Regions from separate parts of the Homo sapiens genome. Here region 1 is linked to region 2. Evidence: read pairs that join two places in POLR2A ChIA-PET (ENCODE). Cell type or tissue: IMR-90. All regions are shown on one strand.

The links. ChIA-PET counts read pairs that join two places held together with the same protein. Peaks named below come from ENCODE experiments on the same cell type or tissue, not always from the same donor. Only the 100,000 strongest peaks of a DNase experiment are listed, where the experiment ranks them.
Region 1: POLR2A ChIA-PET joins it to region 2 with 5 read pairs; 2 of 35 experiments call an interaction of 5 or more read pairs at or near these places.

The regions. Positions count from the first base shown.
Region 1 is chr5:111,102,872-111,110,871 of GRCh38, reverse strand. WDR36 (WD repeat domain 36) reads right to left here. Exons shown (of 23, transcript NM_139281.3): 7 at 6,954-7,086; 8 at 6,520-6,695; 9 at 6,055-6,175; 10 at 5,512-5,577; 11 at 4,729-4,815; 12 at 3,433-3,578; 13 at 569-683; 14 at 1-84. Among named protein-coding and RNA genes, the nearest start is that of WDR36, 15 kb to the right of the region's middle. In IMR-90, no CTCF peak of the experiment used is centred here; no DNase peak of the experiment used is centred here.
Region 2 is chr5:110,912,788-110,920,787 of GRCh38, reverse strand. No RefSeq gene overlaps it. Among named protein-coding and RNA genes, the nearest start is that of TSLP, 150 kb to the left of the region's middle. In IMR-90, no CTCF peak of the experiment used is centred here; a DNase peak (open chromatin) is centred at 4,227; H3K27ac peaks cover 1,660 bases.

The sequences.
Region 1 (8,000 bases), 190 kb before region 2:
ATTTGAGTAATCCTTCACTACCAGTTGTAACTGTCAACTGGTTTAATCCATCCACTGCGACACCTCTAACAGATCCCTTGTGAGCTGTAAGGTAGATGTCAAAAGAAAAAAAAAATCAGAATTGGCAGTGTTTCTCTCTGAACAATACACACAGTGATTCCTTCATTCAAATATGTAAGGTGCCACTTAAATATCCTTTAAAATCTTGAAATTAATCTGGATTTTAGGGGTGTAAGAAGATTCTTAATTATTAATACTGTTCGAGTAAAAAAACAGAAATCAGATCGATACAACATAGGTTTGAAAAGTTTGTTAAGATTTTCTGCTTAAAGGAGAGAAGAAAAAAAATTAATCTGTATAATATCCACGTAACTCTTTAAGTACCCATGACTTTTCTCTTTCAACATGGTCCTTATGATACAATTGCAGTATCTGCCATATAGGGTTGATTATAACCCATCTTCAACTTTAGCAAAATGCCCAGCACTTAAAGATTATACATACCAGCTTTCACTACTAGTTTTGTATCTATCTACATTAATAAAAAACAAGGAAAAAAATTCTCTACCTTGATCCTTGCCAAAACTTCCTCGATGTATGCCAGACTGCATGTTATATACATCTACAGTTCCTGATGAGAGGCCAATTACAGCAAAGTTTCCACAAGAAGTTATATCCACTGCCTTTAAGAAAAAAAACCCACAAATGACAAAATAACTAACATTTTTATTGCACTTTATGCTTTCCAAAGCATTTTTTTATCTACTTGTTCCTTTTTATTTAACAAAAGAACAATAAATGAATTGCTTCATTAGTTTTTTTAACATAAAGTAATTATATTTGGGTGTATAAGAATATATGCTAGATTCTATCTCCATTCTTTAAAAAGTATGAAGAATTACTATCTAAGAAAACAAAACATAACTAAGGTTAACTCAATTTAAATGTACAAAGTCAAGAGAACTATATATGGGACTAGCCTTCAATTTTTAATTTATTAACAAAGCCAAAGTTAAAACATTCCATCGCCTAATTTCTTTTTGTCTTGCCTTTTGTAACTGCTTCCACAGCTGACATAAAACCAAAAACATACCATTAGTTAGAATGGCCAAGCAAAAGCCCAAAATATTTTAATTATGACATATTAGGAAGGAAATATATAAGACACTACAGAGAAAACATTTGGTTTATAAGCAGGTTCTATAATATAATCTCATTTTAATACTTAAAATATCAATATTATGTCAATATATTTTTTCTATACTGAAAACATGAGACTGGCTACATATTTGGTCACTGCTGGAGAAATAACTGATTGCCAATGTGTGTCAGTCAGATGTCATCCACCAAGAGATAATTCAATTTACATCTAAACAGATGACTTATACAAACTAAGTAGAAAGTATTTAATGAAGGTTTATTTAACTAAGCAAAGCAACATAAAGTTTGACATACCACTTTGTCACGACATATTTACATTGCATCACATAAATATGTTTTACATACATACATTTTTCTAGATAAAGATTTCTTTTAAAAAAAGTATTTTAGATGGGAAATTACTATGGTTAAAAAGCATTTTATCTTCCTAAATGAAACACAAACATTAAGCTGACCTATTTTGAAAAATTCATAAATGTTTATGCTATGTTGTATAGTTATACAATCAAGAAACTAAAGGAGCTTGTATGCTATAACCTGCAAGTAATACAGGCCCTACATTGTCCTGCTTTACATTTTTTTAGGGGAGTTATTGTTTTTAGTCGGCCTGCTCCTGGCATTCTCTTCTTCTAATTTATTCATTCTAATGTATTATCTAAGCCAAACAAAGCAAAAATAAATAAACCGTGAATGTTATCTTTGAGTAACAAATTGTACTTTAGTGCACAGGCTCTCTATACGTATTTTTGCTTATTACTTATTGGTTACTAGCTTTGCTCCAGATAGCTGAGACTGTCAGAAAAATGACTCAACTCCAGCTAAATATCATAGTATACATACATACTAAATGTTCTATAAGTGATCCCTATGGGCTATAAGAATATAGATTCTAGAATGAATTGTCTTAGGTTCAAATCCCAGCTCTGCCCCTTACTCGCTTCATTGATCTTAGGCATGTTGCTCATAAAGCCTGTTTTACTGTCCATAAAAAGCAGCTAACCAATGTACCATGCTGTAGGACTGTTGTAAGGAAAATATGAAATAATCCATGCCAGACAGAAAGCCTGGAACAAAGTAATCACACAGAAAATGTTACCTGTGATTATAATTACCACTACTATTACAACCATTATTCAAAACTATGTAGGTAAATGTCCCTACGGGAGCGTAAGATAGAATCTTTACGGTTTAGAAAATTATATAAAAGCTTAAGACTGGATTTTCATACTACAGAGAATAGAATATACAAACTTACAATGCAATTTGTATAAAATAGGGTCAAATGTTGAGTTACACTTTTAATAAGCATTTTCAAAAGCAGAGGCATCTATTAAAAACTATTAGAACTAATAAGTTCAGCAAGGTTGCAAGATATGAGATCAATAATGCAAAAATCAACTGCATTTTGATACACTCTCAATGAACAATCCAAAATAAAAAAACAAAACAAAACAAAACAAAAACAAAACAAAACAAAAAAACTCTACTTCAGTAACATTAGAAAGAATACTAGGAAAAATGTACCCAAAGAAGTGTAAGACTTATATACAAACAACTACAGAATATTGTTGAAAAATTAAGGAAGATCTAAACAAATGGAAAAACACCCCATGTTCATAGATCAGAGACAACACTCAAACTGATCTATAAAATCAAAATGAAATCCCTATCAAAATCATAGCTGCTTTTTTTTGCAGAAATTGATAAGCTCATTCTAAAATCCATACGGAAATGCAAGGGACCAGAAGAGCCAAAACAATCTTGAAAAAAGAACAAAAAACCTGGAGAAGTCACACTTCCTGATTTCAAAACTTACCACAAAGCTATCAAAATCAAGACAGTGTGGTACTGGTATAAGAACAGACATACAGATCAATGGAAGAGAATTCAGAGTCCAGAAATAAACTCTTACATACATGGTCAAATGACTTTCAGCAGAGGAAACAAGATCTTTCAATGGAGAAAGAATAGTCTTTTGAACAAATAGTGCTGGGACAACTGGATATCCACATGTAAAAAAATGAATTTGGACCCCTTTATCATACCATACACAAAAGTCAATTCAGAGAGAATAAATCTAAATATAAGAGCTAAAACTAGAAAACTCTTAGAAGTCACAGGAGCAAATTTTTGTGGCTTTGGGTTATGCAATGCTTTAAAATGTTAAACTACGTTTTTTCAGTCAATATTATGATGAGAAACCTTGAGTATAACAAGATTTCCATAGGAAAGTTTTAAAGAGAAGATACTCTTATAAACAAGCTCACTTACTGTTGCAGTTATGTCATCTTTCTTCAACTCTTTTGGCTTGAGAAAGTAAGCGCCTATTGTAGATTTCTGATAATTCCAGGTTGAGCAAGATAGCTTACCTTGATGGCAAGCAATGATACCATCCCAGTCACTTTCACGAGCTTCCTCTAAAACGTAATGAAAATCATAAATCAAATTACTTTTCATTCTGTTATTCATTTATTACTTATTAGGCATCCAATATTTCAGACACTAGGGATACAATGGTAAAACAAACAGGTAATATCTGATAGCAATATGTTTCCAATCTAACAAGAGATTATTTTTTAATTGACAAATAAAAAATGTGTGTATTTATGTGTTTATGGCATAGAACATAACGTTGTGATATGTATACATTGTGGAACGGCTAAATCAAGCTAATTAACATACCTAACAAGAGATTCTAATCAGAAGAAATTACAATAAAGTATGACAGTGTCTTATAAGACCACTCAGGAGATTTGGGGAAAGTAAATGGCTCTCTGGATGGAGTAGTAGAACAAGTAGAAATTACCTGGGGGGGATAACATGCACAAGAAAAAAATGAACAAAACGGAGGACAGCAAGTAAGTGTAGTATCTTCTTGGGAGGGATAGGAGTAGGGCAAGGCAATCAGGACCACACTACAAAGGGTCTTGAAAGTCATGTTAAGGAGATGAGATTCCACTCTAAAGGTGTTAAGAAGCCACTAAAAAATTTTAAGCAGATGTGTGATGTGATTCAAATGTTTTTAGAAACATGACTCAAGCTCTGAGAAAACAGAAAGGTGGTCATAATAACAACTTTCAAATAGAAATGGTGCCTCTACAGTAATTTCCCATGATAGATTTCACGCAACAAACCCATTATCTATATTTTTCTTAAAATCACTTCTTTGAAAGTGGCACAGGTCAAATGACATAGTATACTAAGACCTCAGTATTCTTAGATCTTAATTAGTCAGAGCTCTATGTTCTCATACTCTGCTGTTCCAGTTCTTTTTACATTAGTGACTTTCATTATACCAGGCATATGACAGAATAAAAAGGCTATAAAATCAAATATTATTAATACCTGTTATACAGAAGAGCAAAGCCTGATGTTAATAGATAAGAAGTTCACATTTAAAATAACTCATTTTTAGTCTTCACACAAGACCAGCATGCACCTGGGGTTACCTTCTGAATGCTTATTAATATTTGTAAAAGCATTTATTAAAACAGAAAATAAAACAGCATACAGTAGGAAATAAATGACAAAGGAGAACTTCTCAAAACACAGTTTGAAGTTACTTACCTGCTGCAAACTTTGTGATGGGTGGAAGTCTCACTGACATGGTATTCTGAAGTCCTTTACGTTTAACTCTCTTTTTATTTATTAATCCTAAGGATGGGGGAAAGGGGAACATACATAGCTATGAATCCTTCTTAATAAAAAGTGTATATAAAAGAAAAGCTATCAGTCTTGTAACTATAAAGTACAAGATATTCCCATTTAAGTCAGAAACAAAACAAAGATGTTATTACCACTGTTATTTTTTAATTCTAAGAAAAGTTATTTTAGATATTGTTAAAAATAATCTTAAAATTTATATACATGCATGAACAGTATAAGATAGTAACTTAAAAATTAGTAATCATAAAACCAAGTAAGATTTTGTTGTTTAATAAACAAAATCTTTCAAAGGCTGGAAACCATGAAAAGGGAAAGAGAATAAATGATTGCTTTAAAGCAAAAATATTGGATGCCACTTACTTTGATGCTTTCTCTAAGCTACCTTCCATTTTAAAAACTGTGCACTCTACAGATAGCTCAAGTGAGGCCATGAACATCTTTTGGGTGGCAGCAGTATGTTTTTACCACCCAAGATGTCTAACTTTTTTCAATAACCTTATAGCAGAACCTCAATCACTTCTATAGCAACTTTGATGCTAGGAATCTTACTACCTCTTCCATACATGTTTATCTAGTTCATCCAAGAAAAAATAAAATGCATTGATGAAACTTCCTCCAGTTGTTTCATAGAATGTTGAAATGTTTCTTTCGTGACCAGCTTATTTTGTCTTGTAGAGGACCTACCATGTCCCAAGCTCTTATTGAATTTTTCATGTACCGTGGAAAATGACTGAAGAGTTCCATCTTGACCTGTTGATATACACAGAAAATCCCTAATCAAGCTTCATTAAAACAAGGGACTATGTGAATCACAAATTTTATAAAATTCAATTTGAAAATCTTGAAGTTACAGTTTGGGACACTTTAAAGGGAAAACCAGATTGCAACTACTTCATTAAAATATTCAACTTTTTATAGAATGCCATTTAGTAAGAACAAAGGATAAAATGAAAATGAGGTACTAATAATTTTCAGCAGACTAACAGAATTTTTAGAATCTAACCATTCTGTCTCTGAGGATTAGTAAATAGAAGGACACATTAAGCATAGATAATAACATCTATAGTGCTTCTCAAGTAGACAAAAAGGACTCTTAGTTTTACCCAGACTTCTAAGTCACTCAAAGAGATATGTGAATCTAAGTATGTGTAAATATCAAACCTCATACTGGGCACCCACATCTCAATACTTGCTGAAATAAACTAATAGTATGAAGCAGAAGCTCACTTGCACTTAGAATCTGCTGTCCATTCTGTCCATAATATCTGATATTGGTAAGAGGAGCACTATGACCCATTCTGAATCTCAAAAGTCGGCCTTCACCTGTAGGACCATCAAATATCCATATCTGCCAAGAAATAAAAACGTCAGTTCTTCTACAATGTTCCATCTGATCTGCAAGCAGTCAAATCACCCCCTACATAAATCAACTGGTATTGAGTAGTGCTTGCTAAGCCACTGACTCTGGAGCTACAAGGGAGGGAGTGGGTATTGGGGGAGAAATAAACTGTAATTCTTTCCCGCTTCACTGCAATCATGTCACCTGCTGTGCTTTTTGTTTCATCTATACCAATATCTCATTCCATATTCCTTTCATCTTCTAGGTTGAAAGCTGATACATTAAAACAAGCTTGTAATAACCCAAAGGGTAAGTTAGATGAGCCAGGAAGATGTTAACAATAATCATAATACCCTAAGAGCATTGTCAGCGCCATTTGTGACAAGAAGTGGCTCTCTATGGAGAAATGTCAGTCCGGCAATTGCTGTAGAGTGTGCATTTCTCATTTGGTTGATTAATTTTTTGTCTTCTAGATCCCAGAGTCCAATATGGCCACATGGGCTTCCAGCTGCCATTACTGGATGACCATCTGTTATTAAAATAAAATACATTAAGAAAAATACTTCTAGATCCCCCAAAATAAACAAGAATTCTTCTCTCTTCCCTTTTAATCCATAAAGTTAGAAAAAAACTATATACCAATAATCTATTCATATTTCTTTGCCTTTTACTCCAGTATTCATTCACTTCTATTAGATTAAGCTACCAGAAGACAAAAAAAATTGACTTTTAAAGTAATGAATTTTAAGTGTTCTTAACTCCTATCAATAAGTATGTTAAAAGTTACCTGTGCGAAATGAAATTGAAGTAATGGGTCCCCAGTCTTGACGAAACTTCATTAATGTTTCATTAAATTTAATGTTGTGAATGATAACTTGACCTGACATAAGACCAATAGCAACAACATCCACGGCTGGTGCCTAAAAATTAAATTATTCAAACTTTTACTTTCTTAAGCAAAATAGCTTTAATAATCCTGATGATACGCATCATTATTAGGTGTTATCAAAAGAAATAATGAAGTATCTTCTAAAAGATGGCAGAAAAACTCAGCAAGTATTACCATTCAAGCATACTTTTTTATTCAGCATAGAAGTATTCAGTAATGATTTTTCCAAATTACTTCCCAGCTTCAATTCTGCCAGTCAACATCCCATCCTCATTCCCAAAACCTAGCTGGTAAGATTTTGGAAAGAAAACAACCACAACAGAAAAAGAAAGCTATGTATAAAATCACTACAGATCACTGGACTGGATGGAAACAGAAAAAGGAGACAACTAGAAAACATAAAGGCTTGCGCTATGTGTGGCAACATGTAACCAATTACAAAGGAAGTGAAGAATTGCTTATCCAAGAAAGTAGGAAAAACCTACAAAACATGTGAAAAGGCAAAAAAAGTTTTACAATTAGTCTGTTCCAGTTCTAATATTCTATGGTTATAATGGTCTATAATACAAGTCTTACATACAGGCTCTATTATGAATTTCTCTATTTTAGCAAAGATCAATGTCCAATATCATTATAGAATGGAATCAGGCTACACGTTTTATTAATTTGTCATCAAGTGTCTACTATGCATGAGACCCTGTGTAGAAATTGGAGATACTAAAACAGATATAATCCCTTGTCCTCAAGGGTCCTAATCCTCTGATACTTATGGAGTCTTCTGGATAGGCAAAAGTGGAGCTAGGCTGATGACAGCAAGAGAAGATAAGGAATACATATAAATTGGGCAAGTATAGACAATGGATACTGAAAAAGATAAGGGTATAGTGGCTACATATGTGGCCAATATAAACACAAGATTCGCTGTAGACATGCATTCATTTATTT
Region 2 (8,000 bases):
TCTACAGTTAACAAAATGTTTCTAAAATTCTCTGAAATTATCTGGACTGAATGAATGGGTAAAAGCTATATGTTGATAATAGGTATGAAAATAAATTCGAAAACTTGCTTATGTTTAACACCCAAATGTAAAAAACTGCTACTTCCTTATACACTTGGTATGCTATTTTTAAAGTCCCCAGAAATAGGCTGAACATGATCTCAGATATGCTTTTCTTAAAATGCAGAAGGACAAATTAGCAGGAAGGGGTCAATTTAGATCCCATGTCACTCCCATAAACCACTAAGATTCTCAGAACGCAGGAAATCCTTATTTCATCCTGTTTTGGACACGTGAGATATGAGGACTTCCCAACCATAGGGTACATATAGAATCTTGCAGATTTAGGTGAGCCACAGAGGTTCATATCTGACAGAAGCAGAAGATTTCACATAGCATGGTTGCAAATTCAGCCCATATGTTCACCATAAAACACCTAAAGGATACTTAAGAACATTACTGCTTATAATATGTGTTCAACAATAACCTGGAAATTACTATGTATGCCAAAGTGATTCGATAACATGAGATTATTATCCATAATCCAAAAACTGAAAAGTTTAACCAGTGATTTAGTCAAACAAAATACAATTATATTTTTCTCTGGAGACAATCATTAGATAAAAGGGCCAACTATTTGCTAAGACCACACACAGACTGAGACCATAAAAGCATTATCTGCACACAAGAGGTTAATTGTTTGTTCTCAATATCAAGTTGCTAGAGGGGTGAGGGTGAGGCTCATACATTCAGTTCAGCCACAGAGATGTCAGATTTTAATGAACAATGTTTTTTTAAGGAGGGCCAGCATACAAACATACTTTATTCCCCTGAAAATTATTACTTGATTAATCCAGAGGCCATTTCCACTGATCCTGGGCTTTGGGACCTTATGGCTGTTCTGTAGGATTTACTGCATGCATGTGACTATTAAGGGATGAAGAGGAGGAGGGGCCAAACAGCTTTGGCCGAGTTCTGAGGAAATTCAAAGAAACAGAAAATAATTTGATATTGCTCCTCACAAGTTTCCTGACAAGGCGTTAAAAGGGTATCAATAATATCTTGTAGAGAAGAGAAAAATGTGTCAATGAGTGAGGATGGATGGTTAACAAGGCAGAAAGAAATGGAACCAGTTTGCTGCAAGAGTGGCAAGAGGAATAAACCCTACAATTCCCAGGGCACAGCAGAAGAGAGGAAATTGATTTAACTTGATTTAGTCCACTCCAAATTCAGCTGCGGCCAAAAACCATGATGGTGGAGAGATCCTATGGTCCACAAGACAGGGTGGCAGTGGGGACTTGGCCACACCCTGGCACTGAGAGGTGGGCCTCTAGCTGGGACGTCAGCAGTTCTGTGAGGCATCAGAGTGAAGGTGTGGTGCAAGGGTGGGAGGGACAGGCCTCTAGGAAGGGTCTACTTGTGTGCCCAGCCATGCATTCCTGGGAGTCACTCTACAGAGGATACTCAGCTGTCACAGAAACATGGCAGAACTGGAAAGGTGAAAAATGATGGAGAGAAACTGCATGTCTTTGAAGTCCTTGGGGAGCACACTCCTTATGGCTGAAAGGGGTATTTCATAAAATGCTCAAGAGCGAGACCCCCAAGGGCATGCTCAAGTCACAACAGATGTTTGCTGAAGTGACTTCTAAGTCTTGTGGACTGAAAAAACTGTAAAGTTTATTGCTAAATGAAGTATCCATGTAAGGGACTGGAGCTGAATTGAGGAAAGCATTTCTTTAAAAAAATGTTTGTGTCCACATTCTAGAGAATACAGCATGAAAAGGGAAAAAGGGGTAACTTTGCAGTGGAGGCACCTGACAAATATTGCTTCAACCAGGTCATGAAGGTCAACATCAACAGTGGAAAGTCACATTGATAGCATGTACCCCTGACGTGATATAATAAAAATAGCACAATACCTCTGTGGTTTTCCTTCCAAAACCCATAACCCCAGTTTAATCATGAGAAAAACATCAGATAAGTCCCAATAGATGGCCATTCTACAAAATAACTGACCAATAATCCTCAAAACTGTTAAGGTCACCAAAAAGAAGTAAAGTCTGAGAAACTGTCACAGCCTAAGGGGACCTGATGACTTAATGTAATGTGGTATCCTGGATAAAATCCTACAACAGAAAAAGAGGTAGAAACTAAGAAAATAGGAATAAAGTATGAAATTTAGCTAATAACAGTAATATATCAATATTGGTTTATTAATTGTAACAAATGTACCATGCTAATGTTAAATGTGAATAGGAGAAACTCAGTGAAGAGTATATGGAAGCTCTCTGTCCTATCTTTGAATTTTTTCTCTACATCTAAAAGTGGTCTGAAAATTGAAGTCTATTAAAATGTGTATGTCTGTATATCACTCACAAATATAAATATTAAACAAACATTAAAGGAGATCTAAGTCATTAACTTACCTCTCACTTATTTATGCAATTACAAGGACTGGTAAATCCTCTTTCTAAATGTCCTTTGACAATTCCTTTTTCCCTTGTCCCTTCTCTCTGTACCCTCACGCAGGCCCTTAATATTTTCCCTGAACTTCTGCCATCTCCTTTTGATCACTGTCTGTGACTGCAGTCTCTGCTCCTTTCTGACCCGATGTGCAACAGTCATTTCATAATTCATTTTTTTTCTAGTGTTAATTTCTTCTTTAAAGGTTTCCCAGAGACCCCACCATCGCCCTCGGTAAAAAAGAAATTCCCCTGGTCATTTAATGCCTTCAAGGTCTGCCCAGACATTCTTCTGAGCACATTTCTATCATTTCTTATGTTAACCCATTGATGCTCTTAGTGGTTTTCAGGTTTTAAAATATTTTTAGTAAACAGAGCTTCGTTTTTTTCCAAATAAAAACTTAAGTAGAAATCCAAGTTACAGATCAGATAAAGACACTGCCATAGGATGGCCTGGATCAAGAGATAACCTCCTCCTGCAAGATCTGTTGAACATCATCTGAAAAGCTTGTTTCTGAGTCAGTGGACTTCTCACTGTTTGTAGCGCACTGGGTTCCCCTGCCTTCAACTCGAATGCTTTTTATTCTTGTTTCTGCCAGTGTCACAGTCTACAATGCCCTTCTCCTGCTTCTTTCTCCATTTGGTCCTGTCAAAGTCATTCTCGTTTTTCAAACCTCTCCTGACAGGGCTTCTCTGATTGCCCAGCCAAAAATAGTGTCCCACTCCAGTGGGGTTCTTGGCCCTTGATTGAACTTCTCTTATGACACTTAATGAATGCTGGCTGATCTGTGACAGAATTATTTGATTATACTTATCCTCCTCATTAGTCCATTAGTCTGTAAATCCTTTAAGGACAGGATCTATGGTTTTTCATATCTGTGAATTCTCCACAACAGCTATCATGATGCCTGTACTTAGCAAGCTTTCTGTTAGTGTTATTTGAATAGATGGGTGGATAGAAGGAATGCCCTGAGTTTACTTTGGCTTGAACGGATGTTTCTGCTTTTGATCCTTAGCCTGTTTCCGACTCTTGGTATCTGTTTGCTTCTTTTACATTCTCTTACTTCTTTTTTTTTTTTGACTAATGACTTCCTATCTGACCACTAAATATGCCAACTCCCCGTGTCCTGGGAAGACACAGGGAGAAATGGATCTCAAGAGTTATTAGACTGCATCCCCCTCTCTTCGTGCCATGCTCTTCACCCAAATTTGAGTCCAGTGCCTGGGGCATTACAGGTATTCAATATGTGTTTATTGAAATATTGACTAAAGGAGAATAATTCGAAAAGACAGCATTTTTTTAAAAAACAAAAGTAGACTGTCTTCATAGCCTGTGTTTCTGTTGAGACTAAGCTGCAGCAACTGTATAGCTATCCATAGAGAGAGATGTTAACTACTCTCAAAATGACTTAAGGCATTCCAATTCAAACTTGGGGCTGTCTGCTTGCTTCTAAAACTTAGTACCCATTTCTGTACAAACCTCTTATTTACACTGTGTCATTTAGCCTGGTTTTCCCCTTGAATGCTGTTCTTGATAATGATTCACAAATATTTATTCTTAATGAAAATGTTGGAGAAGAGTACAGAGTGTGATGTTTCCCAGACCCTGCAGACGGCCCTAAACACAAACCTCTACAGATGGCCCTAATCCTCTACAGACGGCCCTAAAAAATCCTCTACAGACGGCCCTAAACACAAACCACAGTGATCAGAGCTTTGCAGACTGCAGCAGGTGACTCAGTACGAGAGTATGCATGCTTAGAGGATTTTGCAATGGTAATGAGTTGAAGATAAAAAAGATTAAGGGAATATTTTTAGTGTGAGTAGCTAAATTTAAAATCACATAAAGGTTATAGCCTGAATTTCCAAACTTGTTCACCTGTTTTTCCCAATACAACGTGAAAGACAAAATGTCCTATCTCACACCACACACACACACACACACACACACACACACACACACACACAAAATAAGAATGGTATTAAAAATGCTCTCCTTTTTGTTGTTTAAAATGATATAAATATATTCACTGGAAAAGATTCAAATCTAAAAAAAACACTAAACAAAATGAGAGCATTTCCCTCTTATGACTGCTTTCCTTTCCAGGGCAACCACACTTCTGAGTTTGCTGGTTATCCTTTCAGTCCATTTTACATGGATGTCTCTGTTTGCCTATATTACATTATTCTAATATACATTATACATAGATTAGACTACATGTGTATCAGTCACAATTTACTTTCAGCTGTATAAAAAATAAATAACCCAAGGAGCACTTATCTTTATGAAATAATAAGCCGAAGACTGGTAGGAGATCCACAATGCCAAGAGAGACCCAGATTCTTTATATCTTTCCAATTTTACCATTAATTGTTACTTTTACTCATACGTTTGTTACCTTAGGACCCCAAATAGCTGCTATATCACCAGCATTTTTTCACCTTCCACGGAGGAAGAGTGGAAAGGACAAAGAGCAGTGATGACCCCTCACAACCCATCAGTCAGAATACTGCCACTTGGCCCCACCAAGGTGCAAAGGCGTCTAAACCACAATTTTTTTTAAAGCTGAGCACATTGTCTTCCTGAATAAGATCAGAGGTTTCTTTGTAAGAAAAACTGAAGCAATAGTTACTGATAGGCAACTACCATGCCTGCCATAACTAATTTTGCTTTTCCCACTTAATAATATACCCCACATCCCTTCTCATGTTAGTACATTTATCATTATCTTTAATGACTATCTGGTATGCTAGTATATGAATGTGCAACTTTTTGGCTATTTTCCTACTGAGGTATGTATCTATTTTTGCTTTTTTTCTCTTTTTTTTTCTAAGCAGTGCTGATATGAGAAGCCATCAATCTTAACTTTATATTTGTAATTTTGTTATAAATTTATTTTCCTTATAAAAGCTTCTCCTACTTCCTTGTAAAACCTTTTTCCTATTTCCTTATAAAAGCTTCTCCCAATTATATAAACTTCAGATCTCGCCGCACCTGGAACTTACTTCTAAATATTTTATAACCTGCTACTTTTATTTCTTGTCTTCTAAATACCTGATATTTTAGTTGTTGGTATTTCACATTTTCAAAAGAGGATATAATCATCATCATTAATAATAGTTAACACATATAAGTGTTAATAATAGTTACCACATTATAATAGTTAACACATATAAGTGCTAGGCATAGTTCTACATGCCTTATTTTAAAATTAATTTAGTTCTCACAATGACCCTATGGGATAGATACTATTACTGTTCATGTTTCACAAACTGAGAAACTGAACCACAGAATGAATAAGACATAATGCCACAAAATTACTGGCAGAGCCATTTTCTTCAGTTTTTCCTTTTTTAAAATCCCAAGCATATTTTCTTATTTAATGTAATGGTACATTAAAAAATTGTTGAATGTTGAAAAACATATAAACCTACCTCTTATAATTTAAATCTTAATGAGAAATAGCACAGGATGAGAAAGATACATTTTCCTCCGCTTGTTCAATGTTAATAATATAGAAACAAGTTATCCATTTGACATTATTGAGAAATCATATGTTCATATAAATAATTTTTTCAGATAAAGAGTGCTTCATGCTTTACGAACACTGGACTGGATTTTTTTTAAAGGTGGTACGTATACACCATGGGGTACTATGCAGCCATAAAAAAGAATAAAATTATATCCTTTGCAGTAACGTGGATGGAGTTGGGAGCCATTATCTTAAGCAAATTAATGCAGGAACAGAAAATCAAATACCTCACGTTCTCATTTATAAGTGGAAGCTAAACATTGAATACACATAGACACAAAAAGGGGAATAATAGACAATGGGGACTACTTGAACCTATCAGATACTATGCTCACTACCTAGGTGACTAAATAATTTGTATACCAAACCCCAGAGACTCACAATTTACCCATATAATGAACCTGCACATGCACCCTTAGAACCTAAAATAAAAGTTGAAAAAGAAAAAACACAACGCTTACTGATGCCTACGATAGTCACAATTCTTTTGGTTTCCTAGCCACGAAAGAATACAGAGGGGCAGGTGCAGTGGCTCACACCTGGAGCCCCACCACTTTTGGAGGCTGAGATGAACAGATTACCTTAGCTCAGGAGTTCGAGACCAGCATGGGTAACATGGCAAAACCCTGTCCCAACAAAAGATACAAAAAAAAAAAAAAAAAAGCCAGGTGTAGTGGTGCACTCCTGTAGTCCCAGCGACTTGGGAGGCTGAGGTGGGAGGATCACTTGAGCCCAGGAGGCAGAGGTTACAGTGAGCAGAGATGGGATCGCTGCACTCCAGCCTGGGTGTCTGAGTGAAACCCTGTCTCAAAAAAAAAAAAAAAAAAAAAAAAAAAAAGAATAGAGAGGTACTCATCTTGATATCAGAATTAGTAACTTATATCATGACACAAATTAAAATGGCCCCTAAATCACTGTAGTTTGAGAATAGGATTACAAGAAATATTCCTATTCAATGTTCTCTGAAGAAAATAAAGCCTTGAAAAAACTTGAAGATGAACTTTGTAGACTAGAAATATTAAAAAAATTAAGAAAAAGTTAGATATCTTATGAATGTGTAAATAGATGTAGATACTAGTCTATTTTCTCATTTCTATCACAAAATAAAAAAGTTGAAAGTTGTCAAAGCTTATAAACACAGACCATACAAAGTACCATTTGCAGTCAAGAGAAATGCCAAGATAGGTGAAGATGCGGTATTAAAGAATAACTGCATAAAATTAACTATAGTACCTGTTGTATTACTGTGACAATTTTGTAGCTTCCTCCTGTTGCTATTACTGTGAGCTCAAGTGTTGCAAGCATCCTTGTAAAACACTCTAATCATCTCCACAGGAGCAGCTGTCTTTCCAGTAAATTTTGTATTGCAGTAAAAAGTTCTTTCTTGCAGTTCTTATGTATTTTTCATCATGGTTAGTACAACACCACAAAATTTAAATAAAACCATGGGATCCATATGAAGTGCTACTAGTGATGCTGAAAGTGCTCCCAATAAGCAAAGTCATGACATTACAAGGAAAAGTTGAATTGCTTGATATTCACCATAAATTGAGATCTGCAGCTGCAGTTGCCCACTGTTTCAATGAAAATGAATCCAGGGTGATATAGTTTGGATGTTTGTCCTCTCCAAATTCCATGTTGAAACATAAACCCCAATGTTGGAGATGGGGCTTGGCAGGAGGTGTTTGCATTACTGAATGGATCCCTCATGAATGGCTTGTTGCTGTCCTTGTGATAATGAGTGAATCTTTGCTCTAAGTTCACCCAAGATCTGGTTGTTTAAAAGAGTGTGGCACCTCCCCTCCCCTCTTTTGCTCCCACTATGGCCATGTGACATGCTGGTTCCCCCTTCCCTTCTGCCAAGATTGGAAGATTCTTGAGGTCCTCCCCAGGAGCAGATGCTGGATCTATGCTTGTACAGCCTGCAAAACCGTGACCCTGTTAAACTTCTTTTCTTTATAAATTA